Regions from separate parts of the Mus musculus genome. Here region 2 is linked to region 1. Evidence: chromatin loops called from intact Hi-C (ENCODE). Cell type or tissue: heart. All regions are shown on one strand. Each heading gives the region's core, and the rest is flanking DNA. Links, peaks and the distances in the headings are about the cores only. Region 1 holds the start of Slc43a2 (solute carrier family 43, member 2). Region 2 overlaps Ywhae (tyrosine 3-monooxygenase/tryptophan 5-monooxygenase activation protein, epsilon polypeptide).

Evidence for each region. A loop is a pair of places that touch in the nucleus more often than their neighbours do. Peaks named below come from ENCODE experiments on the same cell type or tissue, not always from the same donor. Only the 100,000 strongest peaks of a DNase experiment are listed, where the experiment ranks them.
Region 2: a loop joins it to region 1, with 3 times the contacts of the local background. A loop is called at or near these places in 2 of 42 quality-filtered maps.

The regions. Positions count from the first base shown.
Region 1 is chr11:75,527,039-75,537,849 of GRCm38, forward strand. It overlaps Slc43a2 (solute carrier family 43, member 2), which reads left to right and starts at 5,074. Exons shown (of 14, transcript NM_001199283.1): 1 at 5,074-5,376; 2 at 5,550-5,750. The coding sequence starts at 5,591. In heart, for the core only: a CTCF peak has its summit at 4,510; DNase peaks (open chromatin) are centred at 3,503, 4,633, 5,033 and 5,783; H3K4me3 peaks cover 2,408 bases; H3K27ac peaks cover 2,300 bases.
Region 2 is chr11:75,741,150-75,751,960 of GRCm38, forward strand. Ywhae (tyrosine 3-monooxygenase/tryptophan 5-monooxygenase activation protein, epsilon polypeptide) reads left to right here. Exons shown (of 6, transcript NM_009536.4): 2 at 10,732-10,811. Among named protein-coding and RNA genes, the nearest start is that of Ywhae, 14 kb to the left of the region's middle. In heart, for the core only: a CTCF peak has its summit at 4,419 (motif pointing right); no DNase peak of the experiment used is centred there.

The DNA of each region.
Region 1 (10,811 bases), core at 3,299-5,798:
TGCTCCTTCAGAGGAGCTGGGTTTGCTTCCCAGCAACCACACGGTGACTCAAAGCCTGGCCTCTTGAGGACATCAGGTGTGAAGTTGCTTACAGAACACTCATGCATGCAAAACACACATACATATGAAATACCCTTAAAGATTTAAGAACTTGGCAGGTGAGAGTATAAAGTCACTAACAGGTTGGAGAGCACAGAGCAGTTCCTGCCATCCATGGCTGTTTCTTTGGTGCTGGAGACCGGGCACAGGCTCTTACTCCTACTCGGCAAATTTTTTTTTAATGCCAGACTGTGATGGTGCACGCCTTTGATCCTAACACTTGGGAGGCAGAGGCAGGCAGATCACTTGAGTTTTGAGGCCAGCTTGGTCTACAGAGCGAATTCCAGGACAGCCAGGGCTACACAGAGAAACCCTGTCTCAAAAACAAAACAAAACAAACAACCTAACTTAAAAGATCATTTGCTGCTTTTGAGGAGGACCAAGTTTGCTTCCCATCTTGGCAACTCTAGTTCCAGGTGACTTACATACATTTAGTCAGAACACTTGTAAACTTTAAAAAAGATATCTTTGGGGGCTGGTGAGATGGCTCAGTGGGTAAGAGCACCCGACTGCCCTTCTGAAGGTCTGGAGTTCAAATCCCAGCAACCACATGGTGGCTCACAACCATCTGTAACGAGGTCTGACTCCCTCTTCTGGAGTGTCTGAAGACAGCTACAGTGTACTTACATATAATAAATAAATTAATTAAAAAAAAAAGATATCTTTGGCCGGGCAGTGGTGGCACATGCCATTAATCCCAGCACTTGGGAGGCAGAGGCAGGAGGATTTCTGAGTTTGAGGCCAGCCTGGTCTACAGAGTGAGTTCCAGGACAGCCAGGGCTACATAGAGAAACCCTGTCCAAAAAAAAAAAAAAAAGATAAAAAGATATCGTTGTACTATGTTCATTCTACATTCTAAGGTGGGGTTCTTTTCAGACCTTTGAAGTGATTATTAAATTCTTTCTGTTTTTGAAATAGTCTTGTTCTGTTGCTCAGGCTGACCTGGATCTCAGTACATATCCTAGGCAGCCCTGAAACACAAGGCAATCCACTTGTTCCTGTTCCCCTGAGTGTTGGGATTATAGGTGTGACCTGGCTTACAATCTTTCTTTAAAAACAAAATGAAACAAAACAAAAACCTGGGTGTCAGCTGGGTGATGGTGGCCCATGCCTTTAATCCCAGCACTTGGAAAGCAGAGATAGTCTCTGAGTTGGAGGCAAGCCTGTTCTAAAGAGTGAGTTTCGGGCTGGAGAGATGGCTCAGTGGTTAAGAGCATCAACTACTTTTCCGAAGGTCCTGAGTTCAAGTCCCAGCAACCACATGGTGGCTCACAACCATCTGTAATGATATCTGACACCCTCTTCTGGTACATCGGAAGACAGCTACAGTGTACTTCGACATAATAAATAAATCTTTAAAAAAACAAAACAAACAAACAAAAAACCTAAAGAGTGAGTTTCAGGACAGCCCGGTCTACACAGAGAAACCCTGCCTTTAAAAAAAAAAAAAAAGAAAGAAAGAAAAAGAAAAAAAAAGACCAAATTAGCCAAAAAAAGACCAGGGTCTCACTGGATAACCCAGGTTGGCACTAGCCAGGAACTCTGTGTAGACTGGGCTATGTGCCTGTCTCTTCCTCCTTGGTGCTGAGATTAAATGTGCGCCATCACGCCTGGCTTGGACTCACAATTTCAAATGGGGCAGCAGTCATCCTTCTCTGCTCTCCTCAATCTGACTGGCTTTCTTTACTTTTTGTGTGCGGTACACACATACATATATGTATGTGTATACATACATACATATATGTGTGCTTCTTACACTTTTCCTGGCCTCTCTTCTGATGGCCTATTGAGCCTTGTGTTGTTTTCATGTGGCAAGGCTGTCTTCCTGACTTATTTCTTTAAGACTTGCCAAAAGTCCTGGAAGTCTAGCCTGGGCACTCTCAATTTAAAAAGAAGAAGAATAAAGGCTGAGCTAGCGGGGCCGGATCGAGAAGGAAAATAAATAAATAAGGGCTGGAGAGATGGCTCAGCGGTTAAGAGCACTGGCTGCTCTTCCAGAGGTCCTGAGTTCAATTCCCAGCAACCACATGGTGGCTCACAACCATCTGTAATGGGGTCTGATGCCCTCTTCTGGAGTGTCTAAAGACAGCTTCAGTGTACTTACATATAATAAATAAATCTTTAAAAAAAGAAGAATGAGAAGGAAGAGGAGAAGGAGTGGTAGTTTCATCTCAACAGGACTCAAGGACTTCTTGTTTCATTTGAACAAGCCACCTAGCCCCTCAGTTTTTCATCTGGAATGTAAGGATAACGGCTGTATCCAGGGCAGTTGTAGGGATGGAGTAGTAGCATGCAGTGTAAAAGCACCCAGTGCAAGTTCAGCCATCAGTAAAGGCAGTTATTATTGATCCTATCCAGCACCCTGCGATCTTCTGTCCTTGAACCTGGTGCTTTTCACTTGCTCATGTGTTTTCCTTCCAGGACTCATATTGGGCACCTAGGACTGAGGCATGCCTGCCCCCAAGAAATTCAGAGCCAGCGGGAAATGGGGATACAGATTATAAGGCATTACGGTCAGCAGACAAAGAAAGCAAAAGGCAATATAGAGAGTGGCCAGGGAAGGCTTCCCAGAGGAGGTGCTGCCCAAGGGAGGGTCACTAGCGAGAGCAGCACAAAGCCAGAGCCACAGCAGTTCCCCAGAGGGGAGCATCCAGTGGGAAATGGGGAGGAGGAAGCAGCATGGTCCAGTCAGTTGGGGAACTTGAACTTTATCTTGAAGAACAAGGTAAAGAGTTTCTGCGGGATCTAGCAATAGGTCAGGTTTATCAAGGTCAGGTTTACATTTCCCACAATTCACTGCGGGGTAGATATGTGATGCAGAGATTGATGGATGAGTAGTTGTGTCCCAGGGACAGAAATGGGCAGATAAGATAAACAGGACACCAGGTTATCCTGGTGCAGTGGGGGCAGGGGAGGGGCAAGGCTCACAGTAGATAACATTAACTATTGTGTTAAATGTTTAGTTCACAGTGTCTAACATCATTACATGTTAGTAGCTCAGTAGGGTGCCTTTGAGCCCCCTAGCACGAGGCGGCAGAGGGCAGCCTGGATTACATAGCCAGTTCCAGGATGGCCAGAGCTACATAGTGAGATCCTGTCTCAACACTTCCCCAGACACACACACAGACACACACAATCTGAGGGAGAAGGGGGCACTATTTATTTGAAGAGGGGGAGGGAACATTTTAGATATATGTCTGGAGAAGGTCCTCAAGCAGATTGCTTAGGAAAAGGATTGAAGGGCTTAATCTATTGGCAGATAGTAGGTCCAATTTGGAGCTTATGAGATTTCTGCACAGTAGGTCATCAGGCCCCCAAACCCACCAGCAAGCCTAGACCAAGTCTGGGAGAGCATGCACTAGCAGAATGGCTGGCGAAGGTTCTGGGCACCAGGGGGCGCACTCGAGCTGAGGGAAGCTGAGTCAGGCTGCTGGGGACACCCTTAGCTCTAAAGCAAGCCGGCTCTTGAAGTGTGGAGAATCTGAGGGATACCGAGTGTTTTCTGAGGGGAGGTTAGTGCCTCTCGTCAGGGAGACTCGGACGGACAGCCAAATCTTTCGTGCTGAGGCTCCATTCCACGTCCAAGCAGGTCCTCAGAGCAGCGCAGCTCCGCTGATGATACAGAAAGGACGGAGCTCTTTGGACCCCTAGTGATCTATCGCGCTCTCCAAAGTCAGACTTAGACTAACTAGGTGCTCGGGATTGCTCACAGCATGAAGAAGGGTGGACGAGAAAGTGTGCCAGCCACATGAAAGAGTCGTTTGGGAAAGTGGGAGGGCAGGGCATGCCAAGGTGACCGGCCTGAACACTGACCGGTCTCTGAAGGCACCGAGAAAAGAGGGCGCGGGATGGGGATGGCGACAACTGGAGGACCAGGGGCTCTTAGTCCAAAATCCTGACTACAGACCCTTAAGGGACACCGATTAAAGACCAGGCAGGAGGCACCTGATTCCAGGCAAGGACCCGGTGAGTCGGGAGATCTAGCAGGGATGCGGTAATTATGCCACGACCTGGGTCGGGGTGTTCTGATACCCGTAGACAGCGCCTGGATAGGACAACGGGGGCTAGGCAGCGAGGAGCCCGGACACAAAGCCCAAGGAGCAGGCCGGGAAACAGCACAAAAGGGCGGTAATGGCCTGCGGAGTTGGAGCATCCGGCCCTGGTTCTCTCCGGGCGAGAACGGTGGTCTATACTGCGGGCCGAACCGCACGGTGCTTGGAGCCCAGCTCGCTGTGGACCAAGACTCCCTGAAACGCTGACCCATGAACTTGACAAGGAAGAGGGCAACGAGAAGGGCGTGGGGCGATGCCCGCGGCGGTCACCGGGTCGAGGGGCACTCCAGTTTAACTGGGTAGAGCTGGGCCTGCCCGAGCCGCCCCCCAGCCCCCCCATTCCTCTTGTTTGTCTCCAAGTCCGGCCGGAACCGGCTTCTGCTCGCCGGGGGGCGGGTGGGTAGCTGCTGATTGGCCGACGCCTGTTTCCAGCCCCACTCAGCCAATCAACGGGCGGCAGTGTTTTTCATCTTAGGATAGGAATAAAAGGGCTGGAAATAAAGGGGACAGAAAAGGCGCCGGGCGGGCCCGATACACACTGGTAGGAGCCGGGTGAGCTGGACTCCCAGGATCCGGGTCTCAGACGAGGGTGCGAGAACCTGAAGCCGCTCGCAGGCAGGGGTTGGAGGGAAGGTGCATACTTGTCAGAGGGACGACACCGGGAGGGAGACGTAACGAAAAAGGCCAGGAGGACAGAGGGACGGGATCCGCTTCTATGGAAACGGGCTAATCGCCGGGGTAACAGCCCGACACGGGGGTCGCGCGGTTGGCTCGCGCCGCCGGTTTGAACCGGCTTCGCCTCTCCCATGCGGGGTTCGCGTGGCGGTAGCGCCTAGCGACCTAAACACTAACCAATGGCGCGGCAGTTCCTGTGCGGTCCCGCCAATGAAAGCGCCGTGGGCGGGCCGTTTCGGGGCTCCCTGTGCTGATTTTGTGGTTGAAGGAACAAGCACTAAGGAAGGGTCTCGAGTGCGGGCGGGCGGGAGCCTGTCAGGGTCCCTGGGAGTGGCAGCTCTCAGGTGAGCCTCTGCTCAGGTGACCTTACTACGAGCTGCCTCCCTTTCCGGCCCCCAAAGTGGCTGTTCAGTCTTGCTTGGGATCAGGACCCGCTCCACGTCCTTGAGCATAATTAGCCCTTTTCCAGCTGCCATGCCTCAGTTTACCTCCGAGTGAACTAAGGGAGAAGCCTTTCCTCTTGGCCAGCGGGGCTCCACTGTGGCCTAAGGTAGCGTTACCAGGTAGCTGCGGGTACGGGGTGGCCCAGGTCCCTGACAGGGCTAGGGTTCTTTTCTTTTGCGGCGGGCACCTATAGCCTGGGCTGCAAGGGACTGACAGGCTGTGCGCCAGCGGCTACACGGGTTGGGTAGAGCCACCGCTGAAGCTGAGGTCTGCGCGCAGGTGTCTGCAGAACCGGAGCCCGACCACCGCCACACCGCACCATGGCGCCCACCCTGGCCACTGCCCATCGGCGCCGCTGGTGGATGGCCTGCACCGCTGTGTTGGAAAACCTCCTTTTCTCCGCAGTCCTCCTGGGCTGGGGTTCGCTGCTCATCATGCTCAAGTCCGAGGGCTTTTACTCCTACCTGTGTACGAAGCCAGGTGAGATGGGCGCCTCGGTCGGGGGCAGGTTTCTGGAGTGGGTCTTTGGGAGAGGGCGGTTGGTGGTGAAGATGTAAGCCAGCTATGCCTGCTTGCTGCACAGCGCCTCTAAGTGCCAAAAAGCCCATTTGATCCTCATCCAGCTCTCTGGGTGCGTATCATTATCATCGTCCCTGTTTGTGGATGGAGAAACTGAGGCTGGGACAAGTCTTCCATTTGCCCAAGCTGTAGACTAATAGACTAATAGACTCCTGCGTGCAGTCAGGAACGTTGCTGGCCTTCTGGTCTTCCAGGGCCTGCAGCATTGCTTGCCTTGCAAAAAAAAAAAAAAAAAAAAAAACATGTGTAAGAAAGAGGAACTCTCATAGGCCGGGGTGCAGCAGGAGAGAGGAAGTGGCTTCGCCTCCACCCGAAGGAAGGTTCATCTAGACCTACATGTTTTTAAGTCAGGCCATTATGGAGTCCCCTTAAAGGCTTGCCAAGATAGAATTTCTTGTCTATTTTTGCTGCTTTATGATTCTCCAAAGGCCATTTCCTCTCCTGAACTGTGAGAACATCTCAGTGGCTTTCAAAACATCGTAGGGAGGAAGAGGAAGGGAGACAGTGGTAGAAGGATGCTTAGACTCTCCAGGACAGACTGCAGGCAGGCTGAGGCTGGCCCACACTACCCCCACCCTTCCTTCTGCCACTCCTGTCTTCATACCCTGGTTGCTGTAGGGTCATCAGTGGGGCCGAGTCAGCTGCCATCCTCTCCCCTTCTTAGGCATCCTTGGTAAGAACTGCTTCTTGCCTTTGTCTCTTGTCTCTGCCCCACCCCGTACCCAGGCTTGACTCTGTAGGTCACTGCTGGCATGTCTTTTTTATTTCTAGAGTCCTATTCATTTACTTTTTTACTTTAAATTTTTTCTTACATTTTTTTATTCATTTATGGGGGCCACAGAACTGGATGACTGACAGAGGACTGCTGTCGATGACAGAGGACTGCTGTCGATGACAGAGGACTGCTTTTGGTTGTTGACACTCTTTTTCCACTATGTGAATTTATGAGGTCAAACTCAGGTTGACAGACTTGGTGGCAAGAGGTTCCACGCCCTGAGTGTCATCTCTAAGAAGTGGGCTTGCTATTTATTTTATTTTATTTTCAAAATAGGGTTTCTCTGTGTAGCCCTGTCTGTCCTGGAACTCAACCCCTAGACCAAACTTGCTTCAAACTCAAGGATCTACCTGCCTCTGCCTCTTGAGTCCTGGGATCAAAGTGCACCATTATTGCTGGGCTCTCAAGAATTTTTTTTTCCCTGAGACAAGGTTTCTCTGTGTAGCCTTGGCTGTCCTGGAACTCACTCTGTAGACCAGGCTGGCCTCGAACTCAGAAATCTGCCTGTCTCTGCCTCCTAAATTCTAGGATCAAAGGTGTGCGCCACCACTGCCCGGCTCTAAAAATTTTTTTGTCTGTAAGGTTGTTTGGTCTTTTGTTCTTCACAAAGGATCTTGCTATGTAGCTGAGGCTAGCCTTTAATTTGTAATAATTCCATCTCATTCTCCTAAGTGGTGGGCTGACAAGCCTATACTGCCTCACCCAGCCTCTCATTCTTAGCAGGAAGGGAAAGCCTTGGACCTGCTCCCACTGCCTGGACCCGAGTCAGTTAGTCTTCACTTCCCTTCTCTGATCTGCCCAGAGGATCCTTAGTGTACAGAGCTTAGCAGGAGAGGAGAAAGGTGGGAGAAAGGGAGAGACCAAAGGCCACCTGGGAGAGGGCAGAAAGCCTATCATTTATAACCAACCTTTAGCCTTTAGCACTCAAAAATGTTTCCTAATAGCCTAAGGTTTCTTGGCAGGTCTTTCCCCACATCAGCAAGAAATCTTGAGAGACTGAGAGTCAGACCTTGTTCCCTGACCAAGCTTTCTCTTTTGCTTCTGGGATGTCAGGAGATTAAAGGCCCCTCTGAAAGGAACAGGTGGGAGTGTTGGCTCTCTTTTGTGCCTTTGTTACAGGATACACTGGGGATTTAAAAAAACAGAAAGAAAAAAAAAAAAAACATCAGCCTATGGCAAAGCTTTTACTACCTCATCCTGAGGTCAGATTTTATCTCTTCTCTTCTCTTCTCTTCTCTTCTCTTCTCTTCTCTTTTTTCTTTTTTTTTTTTTTCTCTTTTTCTTTTTTTCTGACTCATGGCACTGGTGACATCAGATTGTCCACTTTTATACAATCTCTCGGACGGCATGGGCGCCCTGGGGCTGGAAACTGTTTTCCTGGGGAGACGCTGTCTTCTTCCTTCCTTTGGGTGAGGGGAGTCCAGGGATTTCGCCAGCCGAGCGCTGAGTTGGTATTTAAGCCCTTGAGAGACTTGAAGGTCACTCCCACAAACCAGAGTGAAGGGGAAAGGGTCAGGATCATGGGTTGAACATCAACTTCTTATGCCGTGCCTTTGCTCCTGTGTCTGATTTGGGCTTTTCTGATTATCTGGCAAACGCGCTGACCTAGCATCCTTAGCTGGGGAGGCCTGCTGATTCTACACAGCTTATCTCTCCAGCCTCCTGGCTGTGTGGAGTCCCGGGAACCTGTTGACTTTTGGGGCCAGAAACCTCTGCGCTTCCTTGACTGGGAGTGTCTGGTAAAGCTAAGGTCAAGGTTTGCAGTGTGGCCCAACATCGTCAGCCCTGGTGCATGGCTAAGTGGATCGCTTTAGGCCTTTAAAGAGCTGACCTGTATACAGCTGATGGAGAGTCGAATGTCACAGCTTTTTGTTGTCTTTAAGATTGATGGTGTGAATTCGTTCCCCAAAGGAAATTTGCCTGAACCTGTTGAAAGGTTTGGGACTCTAGCCAGAATCGGGCTACAGACACGTTGTGGTGTGGGTTCCAGTTTGGTGGTGTGGAGAGAGGAAAGGAGTCCCTTACCTCTGTGGCCCGGCAGCTTTGCTTTTTCTGTCTCAAGGGCAGGGGCTCGGGAGCTGGGCCTGGGCAGTTAATGAGTTTTGTGTAATAATACACTCCTGGTAATGGCAACTAGAGACCTCTCTTGTCCTTCTGGTGTGGCAATTGAGTGTGTAGTCTGGGAAGAGTGGGGTTTTTTCCCAGGCTAAGTCCCTTGGCTTCTATATTCTATGACCACCATAGAATTCACCTGACATGACCTCTTCCCTTGGTTTGTTGTTGTTGTTGTTGTTCTTTGGTGGATTGGGGGTTGTTGTTTTTGAGACAGGGTTTCATCATACAACTCTAGCTGGCCTGGTATTTGCTGTGTCGATCGGCTTGCCTCTGCCTCTTTGAGCCTGGTGGTGTGGGGGGCATGGAATTGGGAGGGGAAGTAAGACCAACCATGGGGATCAGGTTGTGCCCAAGTTGCCCAAGTGGGAGACCTCCCTAAACTTTTTTTTTTTTTTTTTGGTTTTCCAAAACAGGGTTTCTCTGTGTAGCCCTGGCTGTCCTGGAACTCACTCTGTAGACCAGGCTGGCCTCGAACTCAGAAATCCGCCTGTCTCTGCCTCCCAAGTGCTGGGATTAAAGGCATGCGCCACCACTGCCCGGCGACCTCCCTAAACTTAAGGCACAAGCTTAGAGGGTAATGAAGGCTGAGCTGGTGTTGGGAGAGAGCCAGAGTGGGATACACCTACACCTCAAAGGGGAAGACAGAAAGGACTGGCGCAGAAGGGAGCTAATGATTGTGCAGGTGGAAGGGCTGGGCAGCAAGGAAAACTGGATTTTATTCCCAAGGCCTGAAAGAAGCCCAGGAGGCAGAGGGCTGCCAGAATCCAGTGAACCTCTCAGAGGCTTTTGTGAATGCTGAGGGCTTGCTACATGCTGGGTGTGAATGTGGGTGGACTGAGGATCGAAGACAAAAAGTTCCAGGGCCCCTGCTAGACTTCAGCCTAGCTCTGAACAGGATCTTAGGTGGGCCATGCTATGTGTGTGCCTGTGAATGCTCTCACATCTATGGACGTGTGTGTGCAAGTGCAAGTCGGTGCCAGGATTCTTCTTCAGTCACTCTCTAGTCCCCACTCCCCACCTCCCCACCCTAGATAGGGTTTCTCTGTGTGTTCTTGGCTGTCCTGGAACTAGCTCTGTAGACTGGGCTGGCTTCGAACTCGGCCTGCCTCTGCCTCTTGGTGCTGGGATTAAAGGCGTGTGCCCCACCTGTCGCCTGCTCCATGGGCACTTTTTATTTATTGAGGCAGGGTCTCTTACTGAGCTCAGAGCTCACAGCTTTTCCATGGGTTCTGGGGATCAGACACCAGTGCTCAATGTTTGCATTCTCTGGCCTCGGTTTTGTGTCCCTGACAGCAAGAAGCAAGACTCTCACCACTCTCTGGAGGACTCACTGTGTAGACCAGGCCTCTCTGGAGGACTCACTGTGTAGACCAGGTCTCTCTGGAGGACTCGCTGTGTAGACCAGGCCTCTCTGGAGGACTCGCTGTGTAGACCAGGCTGGCCTCGAGCTGCCTCAGCCTCCGGAATGTGGTGATGACAGTTGTGAGCCACTTCCCTGGACTTGGACTTGGTTTAACTTCTCCCACCCCCTGTTTGTTGGTTTATTTATTTTTTTCAGTGCTAGGGATTAAACGCGGGGCTTCACACATGCCGGTTCTACCACTTAGCTACACCTTTATTTAGCTCACCCCTAGTTTATTTTGAATTCAGAAAAAGTCCAAAAGAAACAGTGAGGGGGATAAGAGCTTGTACCCACAGCCTCTAAGAATGTCTCACAAAGTGTACCCTTGGCTGTCCCCACCACGCTCACCCTCTCATGACCTGGTTTCCCTTCCTGACATCTGTTGGCCTATTTTGTCTTAGTGTCTCATGAAGGTCCTATCTGCTAGGGTTGGCTTTCCATGCCTTTGTGAGGGAGCGGAGGGACAGCCCCATTCTCACCAGGCGATAGGAAGAGCCTCTGGTGGTGCCCAGCTCTTTCCCAGCTTTGTTCTCTTGGCCTCTCTAACCCATGGGGACGAGAACATCACCGTCAGAGTCTCTGGCTCTGACAATCTCCATTCGAGCCAGGCTCCACAAGACCTTCCACAAGATGCACACCTGCTCCCTAATGCCACGTGCCATGTGTGGAA
Region 2 (10,811 bases), core at 2,902-5,401, 210 kb after region 1:
CTGGTATGCCTAGCTCTATTATGGTATTAGAGTCAAATATGCTGTTTTATTTTGTCTGCTTTGAGCTGGTTAGAGGTGGCAGCAGTACCCTAAGTTCAGAACTTTGCCCATAAACATTTGTCGACTTTCTTGTACTATGCTGTCAAAAATACCAGATTTTGGGCCTGGAGAGTTGGTTTAGCAGTTAAGAGCATTGGCTGCTCTTCTAGAAGACTTGGGTTCAATTCTCAGCAACCACATGGCAGCTCATATCTGTAACTCCAATTCCAAGGCTCTGACACCCTCACACACACATACTTGCAGGCAAAATACAAATGAACATGGATATAATTAAGTTAACAAACCATCAGCTTTTATGTAGAAAACAGAATTACCATGATGTTCCTTATTTTTTTTCCTCCTCTTCCACATCTCCCTCTCTTCTTCTGTATTGAGGATTGAACCTTCACATATGCTAGACCTTCACATATGGCTACATACTCTGGCTCAGCCATTTAATCATCAACATATGTTTCCTGGTTTATGACCTTGAAATTTAACCTTTTAAAATTACATTAATTTTTGTAGAGATGGGCATGTGTAGCAGAGTGTAGCGGTCAGGTGACTTCTCTTTGTTCTCTTTTATCATGTTGTTTCTAGAGCTCTTATCTTTTACCACAACCTTTTTTTTTTTTCCTGGAGCCCAGAATGACATTGAACTCAGATATCTTTCTCCCGATCACCACGTCTGACTGGAATTATTACTTTTAGTATGTGTAGAGTCAGTCTGAAGCTGTGTGTGGTGGTGCAGTCTTTACAGCCTAACACCCAGGAGGCAGACACAGGCAGACTTTTGGGTTTAAGATCAGCTTGGTTTTCATAGTGAATTGGAGGACAGCCAGAATTACACAGAGAGACCTTGTCCCTAATTATTGACAGTGGTCTCTGCTCTGTGCAGGGTAATAGAATGGCAGGGTAGTGTGTTCCCTGTTGGTTCTCCTAGTTGGTAGTGACATAAGATGCCACTCTACTAACAAAACCTTGGTAGTGTTTGCCCAGATGATTCCCTGCACCACATAAAATGGGCATGGTAGCACATACTTGTAATTCCAGCACTCAGGCAGGAGGATAATCACTACTACATAGTAAGTTAAAGGCAGGCCAGTCTGAGACTGACTCAAAAACAAACAAACCAACCCATCATCACCACCACCACAACAATGAAAAAAAACCCAGCAAGAACCCCAAAACAAAAAGACAGTCATTTTCAGCCAGTCATGTTGCACTATACCTGTAATTCTAGCATTTGTGATGTTTAGGTAGGAGAATTCTGAATTGAAGGCCAGCCTGGGCTACATAGTCTGATCTTGTCACAAACTCTGTCTTAAAAGACAACTGTTGACTACCACAATACATCTTTAATTCTCTGTTTCCTAAGTACCATTCTTTTTTTTTTAAAGATTTATTTATTTATTATATGTAAGTACACTGTAGGTGCCCTCAGACACTCCAGAAGAGGGAGTCAGATCTCGTTATGGATGGTTGTGAGCCACCATGTGGTTGCTGGGATTTGAACTCCTGACCTTCAGAAGAGCAGTCGGGTGCTCTTACCCACTGAGCCATCTCACCAGCCCCTAAGTACCATTCTTAAGTGTTATTCTGTCATGCCTTAACATGGTTTGGCTGATGGCACATGCCTTTAATCAAAACACTTTGGAATTAGAGATTGAGGGGATCTCTAGGTTGGGGGGCAGCCTGGTTTAAATAAACAGCAAGTTCTAAGCTTGCTGGAGCTGCATAGTGAGATCTGACCTCAAGAAAAAAGAAACGACCCTGCAAAGCAGGCACCACACATTTTCCAGGTAAATATTAAATGAAGACTAGGCTGGGGACATGGCTCAGCAGCTAAGAATGTTTGTTGCTCTTGCAGAGGGTCCAGGCTTGGTTCCCAGCATCCATGAAGCAACTCACAGCTGCCTGCTAGTCCAGTTGTAGGGAGTCTGACATTCATTCTCTTCTGGTCTCCACAGACACCTACATGCATTATGTGCACATACATACATTGGAGAATACATACAGTAAATAAGTATTAAAAAAAACTTACACTTAAAGCCAAAAAATAAATAAAAGAGTTAAGTGAGGACAAATTACTGTATTTAGTCAGGTGTGTTGTACCACTTCACATTTGATGTTTGTGCAGTATTGTAAATACCAGTCCTTTCCTTCCCCCTTCACTCCGTTCAAGACAAGGTCTCATGGAGCACACTCAGGCTACCCTTGAACTTGCTTCATAACCTAGTCAGCCTTGAACTGCTGGTCCTCTCACTGAAGCTCTATTCTTAGTTTTTAATTTTATAATGTGGAAATTGCTTTGGGGGCCTGGGGAGATAGATCAGTCTGTCAAGTGCTTGTCATACAATCACAGACACTGAGTTTAAATCCCAGCATCCAGTTAAAAACTCAGTTGTTGCTTGTCATTCCAGCATGTTTGTAATCCTCTCTTGGGAGGCAGGGACTGATGAATCCCTGGGGCTCCCTAACCAGTTGTCATAGCCTAATTGTTGAACCTTACCACTTAGAGAAGTTGTTTTAAAAACCCAAGGTGGAGCTGGGTGGTAGTGCATGCCTTTGGGAGGCAGAGTCAGGCAGATCTCTGAATTCAAGGCTAACCTGGTCTACAGAGTAAGTTCCTGGATAGACAGGGCTACACAGAAAAACTGTCTAGAAAAACAAAAAAAAATTAAAGATAATCAAACATTTTCCTTTTTTGTGAATCTGTGTATGATGAATACTCTCACAATAATGATGGTGAACATAGGGAACTCAGGACAGCTTGTGGAAGGTCTTTCCTTCTTCCATGTGGGTTGTGGAAACTGAACTAGTAGGTTCAATTAATTAGCCCAGGTTGAAATTCTTTCTTTCTTTTTTTGGACTTGCTAATTCTGATACCTCTGCCTCACTTGTGCTATTATGTTGGCTGAACTTAAAGCTTTATAAAAGCCGACCCAGGAGGTGGAGGCAAAGGGTCAGGAATCGGTGTCATCCTTGGCTGCATAGAAAATTCTAGGCTACCCAATCACCCAACTCAAAAATAAACAAATGGGCCGGGCAGTGGAGGCACACACCTTTAATCCCAGCACTTGGAAGGCAGAGACAGGCGGATTTCTCAGCCTGGTCTACATAGTGAATTCCAGGATGACCAGGGCTCCGCAGAGGAAAAAAACCCTGTCTCGAAAAACCAAAAAAAAAAAAAAAAAAAAAAAAAGAAAGAAAGAAAGAAAGAAAATAAACAAATGGACTGGAGAGGTGGCTCTGCAGTTAAGAGCACTTAATGCTTTTGTGGAAGACCCAGGATTATTGATAACCACTACTCTTGTAGAGGCTTAAAACTATCTATAACTTCATTTGCAGAGGATCCTGTGCCCTCTTTGGAGCTCATCCTTGGGTACCAGGCATGCTTGTAATCCTAGCACTTTGTAGGTGCAAGAGGCCAGTTTCTACTAGATAGCAGAATTCAAAGCTAACCCAAGTTATCCAACATCTCAAACAACAGATACATGGCTAGAATTAAGCTTCAGGAACTTAATTGATTCTCATAGCTATATTACGGTGTGTGTGTGTGTGTGTGTGTGTGTGTGTGTGTGTGTATCTTTGGAGGTCAGAAGATTGTTAGGATCCCTTGAAGTTAGGGAATGTCTGAGCTTCGGTGTGGGTGCTGGGAACTGAACCTGAGTCCTTTGCAAGGACAACTGCTCTTAATTTCTGCATCACTTCTCCAGCCCTTCTTTGCAATAGATAGCTTTGGCATGTAGTTTTGAGATGTGTGAACAGATGAACAGAGGTTATGGAATCTTCCTCCTTTCTTGGTGACCGATAACCATACCCTCTCTCACTCTCGCCCCCTCCCCCCAGGGTATCTCTGTGTAGCCCTGGTGGCTGTCTTGGAACTCACTCTAGACCAGGATGGCCTCAGATTCAGAGATCTACATGTCTCTGCCTTACTGAGGGCTGTGTTACATTTTTCTTAATGATTCTGACTTACCTTCATTTCACAATGCTGCCAATATTTTTCTTAGCCTGTTTTAGTATTTTTTCTTGTCATATCACAAGTGACATAAATAACGATCTTCCAATTTTCTTTCCTTCATCTGAAGACCTAGAATTAAATGTTGGTTATTAGTGATAGTGTTTATTTATTTTACTTTTGTATGTCTTAGTATACAGATGAGGAAATTATTTGGCAGCTATTTGAGGGTAGCTGCCAGCAAGTCAAGATTAGCAAATGAAAAAGCTTACTAAAATAGATGCTATATGCACACAATGTTTTCATAACAGTATTCAGCAATTCAGTATATCAAGAGAATTTAAACTTTACTTGCATGTATGTACTGTGTGTGTCCATAAGGCCAGAAGAGGGTGGTGTTGGATATCCTGAAGCAGAAATTACTGGCACTTGTAAACTGCTTGATGTAGGTGCTGCGAACAGAACTCTGGAAGAGCAGGGAATGCTTCTTAACCACAGACCTGTCTCTCTGGTTTTACTAAGAATAAGAATAGTATTTAAGAATACTTTGGGGCTGGTGAGATGGCTCAGTGGGTAAGAGCACCCGACTGCTCTTCCGAAGGTCTGAAGTTCAAATCCCAGCAACCATATGGTGGCTCACAACCACCCGTAATGAGATCTGATGCCCTCTTCTGGTGTGTCTGAAGACAGCTACAGTGTACTTACATATAATAAATAAATAAATCTTTTAAAAAAAAAAAAAAAAAAAAAGAATACTTTGATGTTTTACCCTAAAGAAAACTTCCCTGGAGTCAAGACCCATTGTTTCTCAGATACATCACTTACTAAACTCTGGGATTTGATCTGCATCTAAACTTATTTTATTTGTGGATATGCAGTTGATTGTACCAGGTGACTTTACCCTTTTGGTGACTAAGCTGGTGATCTTCCTTTTGAGACTGTCTCCTGGAGCACAGGCTGCACTTAAGTCCTCTTACTCTGTTTGCTAATACTGGAGGGATTTCAGCTGTGTACCACCACACCCAGCTGCTTAGCCTCTGGAACTTCTCTTCAGAACCAGCTATTTGTTTTTATTTTGTATACCTTACAGACTTTATACTAATTTTCTCTTCACTGTAGCTGGTTGATGCCTATCATTCTTTCTGTGTCTGCCTCTACATTTCTGTTAGTTGATAGTTTCTAAATTCCTTCCTACCCGACCTTCTAAACATGTTTTTGTTTGTTTGAGCCAGGCTCTTACTATAGCCTTAGCTGGATCCATCTGCTTCTGTCTACTTGTTCTGGGATTAAAGGCATGTGCTACCATGCCCAGCCCCCAGTTTTGTTTTTGTTTTTAAGTTTTTATTTTTTATTTTTATTTATTTCTTGAGACCAAGGTTTCTTTGTAATCTTGGCTCCCCTGAAACCAGGCTGTCCTTGAACTCCAGTTCAACCTGCCTCTGCTTCCCTAGGGCCTGTATTAAAGGTGTTTGCACCAGCACCCAGTTGTTTTTCAGTTTTGTTTTTCCAGACATGGTTTATATGTGTAACAGTCCTGGCTGTCTTGGAACTCACTCTGTAGACCAGGCTGGCCTCGAATGTTTTTCAGTTTTAAAAAAAAACATTTTTCAAATTTTTTTGAGATGGCATGCTTTTTTGTTTTGTTTTGTTTTTTGAGACAGGGTTTCTCTGTATAGCCCTGGCTGTCCTGTAACTCACTTTGTAGACCAGGCTGGCCTGGAACTCAGAAATCCGCCTGCCTCTGCCTCCCGAGTGCTGGGATCAAAGGCATGCGTCACTACGCCCGGCTGGCATCCATTTTTTAATAGTCCTGACTGTTCTGGAATTTATGGAGTAGCCCAGACTGGCTTTGAACTCATGTCAATCTTTCTGCCTTAGTTTTATAATGTTGGGGTTATAGGCATGATCGACTACACATGGCTTTATCATGCACTTTTTGGTCAGTGGGTATTAACTTTTTTTTTTTTTTTTTTTTTTTTTAAGAATTACTTATTTTATGTATGAGTACACTGTTGCTGTCTTCAGACACACCAGAAGAGGGCATCTGATCTCATTACAGGTGGTTGTGAGGAGTCATTTCATGGGTACCTTGCCAAAGCAGTTTTGTTGTGTTTTTTAATATTATTTATGTGTATATGCAGGCGACGAAGGAGCTCAGATGGGTATTGGATTCCCTGGAGCTGTGGTTACAGGTAGTTGTGAGCTGCCCAATCTGTAAGAATAATCTGTGCTCTTAACCTTTGAGCTTTCTTCCAGCTTTTTTTTTTTTTAAAGATAGGATTTCATGTAGCTCAAGCTGACATCAAATGCCCTCTGTAGCTGGAGGTAACACTGAACTGATCCACCTGCACCTACAGTCTCAAGTACAGGTACAGCACCATGTCAGCTATCAAGTAGTGTAGTTAGGAAGGAAATATAGCTGAAAAGAATGGTGTGACTAAAGTTGTAGCTCGGGTGGTAGAGTGCTTGCCAGACATGCATGAAACTGTTCAATCTCCAGGGCTGCGTAAGCCCAGCAGAGAGCTATGTGCACTCAGGAGGATCAGTGGTCATCCATCATAGTGCAAAGTGAGTTTGAGGCCAGCCTGGGCAGCAGGAGACCTCGTCTCAACAAAAGAAAACCACAGGAAGGGAATGAGGATGTTAAGTCAGAAGGTCTTTTCTGTTTATCATCAGAGGTACTGATCCAGGGCTGTGCACTGGACCTCAGCATAGTGTGGGTTAGAAAACTGGAAGCAGAGTATATACACAGAGCATTGTTATACCTAACTTCTAAGGGTTGCTTTTAGCAGGCATGTTGTCAATGCTCAGAACACTTGCTGTGGTGTGAACCTGTGGAGTCTCTCCTTCCACTTTAGCCTGAGTTTACCAGTTGATTATTACGTACTTGCCTTTATTAATTTCTTAAAAATTTATTTATCTGATCATCTTTGTGCCAGCATTGAAGTGGTGGGATAATTCAGGTTGCGTTTTTCTCTCTCTCTTTTTAAAAATGTATTCATTTATTTTATGTATGTGAGCACACTGTAGCTGCATCAGAAGAGGGCATCAGATCCCATTACAGATGGTTGTGAGCCACCAGGGTTAAACTCGGGGCCTGAAAGAGCAGACAGTGCTCTTAACCACTGAGCCATCTCTCCAGTGCTCAGGTTGCATTTTTTTAATTAGATATTTTCTTTATTTACATTTCAAATGCTATTCCCAAAGCCCCCTATACCCTCCCCCCGCCCTGCTCCCCAACCCACCCACCTCTGCTTCCTGGCAGGTTGCATTTTTGTTAAAATTTATTACTGTTTTATGTGTACAGATGTTTTGCCCACATATCTATACACCACATCTGTGTCTGCTGTGAGCTGCCATGGGCGTACTAGGAATTGAACTCTGGTCCTCTGGAGGAACAGCCAGTGCTTTTGATTTCTGAGCCATCTCTCCAGACCTTGGATTTCTTTTGTGTGTGTTATGGTGTATACTTGTTGCCTCACTAGAGTATTTGTCAGTGTGATATAAGAGGTGCAGGATGCTTTAGGTGAAAAAAACGGTTTCTGTTCTAGATATCAACAGCAGCATGAGCTCTCTTCACTTAGAAGACTGGTTTGTTTAAAATTCAAGCTGCCTGTGGTGGTGCATACCTATATCTATTTCCAGCATTTGGGAGATGGAGAGAAGAAGGATAAGGAGTTGGAAGCCTGCCTAGGGGAACATAAGACCTTACATCATAAAATTCCATAAAGCTTAGTATTGTTATTAAATTATTGATGAGTTTACTATATTTAGTAATAGTTCTAATTTTGCCTACCTGATCATTGTATTGGTTTCTTTCAGTTTGTGTGAATTTCATGGAATTATTTGAAAGCAACTCAACAACACCTGGGGGCTTAGTAACTTCCTGTAGAATCCATTTGAAGGCTGCTGCTCATGTGGAACTCTCAGCAAACATTTTCTAATTACTCCTCTTAAAGATTCACGTTGTATGAATGCCTTATTTTGCACTAACATTTACATGCCTCCTCATTCATACAATCAACATAGTTGAACTTTAGTGTCTAACTGGAGTGTGTGTGGCATAAATCAAGCTCTGACCTGCAGAGGCTAGTTTGGTCATCCATTTGCCCAGTATGCCAGGCAAAATGATATTTTTTCCCCAAAATTCATATTGGGAAAAGGGACATGTAGTGTCCAGTGACCTCAAGATCACTCCCTTTGAAGTACTGATAGGCTTTTTTTTTTTTTTGGTTTTTCGAGACAGGGTTCTCTGTATAGCCCTGACTGTCCTGGAACTCACTTTGTAGACCAGGCTGGCCTGGAACTCAGAAATCCGCCTGCCTCTGCCTCCCAAGTGCTGGGATTAAAGGTGTGCACCACTACACCCGGCTTACTGATAGGCATTTTAAATAGAGGAAGAATTAGGGTAAGGTACAACCTGGTTGGGGTGTGGTCTGGTTGAGCTTTGTTTTGATTGTGATTTGCAAGGTGGTCTGGAACAATCTTTGTCTCTCATCATCAAGGGGCTCAGACTGGTTTATACAACGTGATTATTGGCTATGTTACAGGGTGCTCTCATTTGGTTTGGAGGTTTGAGGGTGTGTTCTGAGGTTTTGTTCTCCCTGATTTCCAAGGTGAATGCAGATTAAGGACAGTTTCTTAATCCTTGCTTTCTCCCAAGTGAAGGAGACATACTGATGGACAAAGCAGGCTTTCATCCTGGTTTTAGTTTCTTTGTATGTGCCTGCAAGCATGAATAAGGTGTGGATGTGTGTGTGCACATGTGTGCATGGAGATGTCAGACAACTTTGTGGAGTCAGTTCTCGGCTTTTACCATGGCTTCTAGAGATCAGGTTGCCAGACATCTGGCAGTGCTCTTACCCAAGGAGCTATCTTGCCAGTCCTCATCCCAATGGTAGTTACTATCTAATAGGTTTAAGTGAGTACAGGAGCTTTTTTTGAAAAGCATCTAAGTTCCCTTTTCAAGTAGATACATTATTATTTACCATTAATCATAGAAAACCATAACCAGTCAAAATTCTATTTAAATTTAATTCTATTTAAAGTCATATTAATGTTCTGTCTCTGCTTTGGATTTTTGTTTTGTCTTTTTGAGACAGCGCTTCTTTGCATAGCCAGCCTTGGATCTCCTGGAATTTTGGTCACATCTGCTGCAAAGATTTTATGAAATGTTAGACATGTTTAGTGAAGAATTTTATGTTAATAGATGAGTGGGAGTCCTTGAATGACCATGTTGGTCCAGAATTGGATCAGGCAGCTTTTGTGCAAAGCTTTGAGGAACCCTGGTTAGGGTTATGCTTCCATTGGTGATATTAAGAGAATAATGATGACTTACACGGAGGGCTTCAATAACGCACTGTAGACATTCAGAGGAAGATTAGGCCTTGGATTCATGATGCTGCTTGCTGTCCCTTAGTCTGTTGCATAAAGGAATAGAAAATTTTAAAGATGAAGGGCCTGAATTTATTGGGATTTTAAAAATAAGTGACTCATACTGGTCATTGAAGAATTAGGTGGCTCCATCAAATATCTGATTACAGTTTATCCCACCAGAGGGCAGTCAGAACAATTAAAAAGCAACTAGAAAGAAGATGGAATGGAAATGCAGACCAAAATCACAGCGGGGAGCTGAGCTGGGCATAGCTTAAAGGTTAAGTGCTTATCTAGCTTAACTGACCTGGGCCCAATCATTTCAGCAGCTGTAAAGAGGTAGACTTTGAAACATAAAACTCAGGTTGCTAATTTGGAAAGCACACTAATTTTTATGAGACAGCTTCTAACTAGCATTTCTAGTTGCAGGGGTTACAATTGCAGCATGAACTATTTTATTTGGCTTAATATAGCTTAATTCACTGTGTGATAGCTGTTCACTAATGTATACTTTCAGGGTATTTCTGTATGTCTCTGCTTGTTAAAGTATAGATTCTTGCTTCTTAACACTAGGGATTCTGAATCAGTAAATCTAAAGATCTAGTTGGTAATAGACCTTTGCAAAACCACTTTTTACCTCTTATCGTAGGTACTCAGTATATTTACTACGTTTTCAGTTTTTCCATTGTTATTCATAAACTGTTATTACTCTTTTTTTTTTTTTTTGCTACACTTAGAATATCTCAGATTATTGGGCCTCTTTTCTTTGCTTGCCATCTAGTGGTAACAAATAATAGTTGCTCAAATTTATACCAGCAGAGGAATTCAGAATGGGTCGTTTCACCCCCTCCCCCCAATATAGGCAGTCCTCAAACTTAGAGAAATCCTGTTTGAGCGCTTGGTGCTAAGGTTATAGGCAAGAGCCACTGTTCCATAGCTTATTTAATTTAGACTAGGTTCCCTGGCATCTCATTGATGGCTTTGCCTTCTGAGATTGCAGGCGTGCATATGCACTCTTCCCCTCCCCATTGCTTGACTTGACTCATTTGATGATTATAAAGTTATTTTTAATTGGAAAGGATATGTGCTCCAGATTAAACCCAGGGCTTTTGTGTTCTGGCTGGGCCAGACAGGATCTTCCTCTGTAGCTTTGGTTGGTCCCATACTTTTGTAGCTCATAGTGGATTTTGAACTTAAGGCAATCTTCCTGCATCAGCCTCCCACCTCTGGATTTCTAGCCCCCTAATTATCTCTTGTTTTCTATTAGCTTTGCAGGGGGAAAAAGATAACCATGAAAGGGATGGGTCAACAAAACTTGTTAAATCTATAGTCTCCTTTTACCATTTCCTGCATAGAAATGGTGGAATCAATGAAGAAAGTAGCAGGGATGGACGTGGAGCTGACAGTTGAAGAACGAAACCTTTTATCTGTTGCA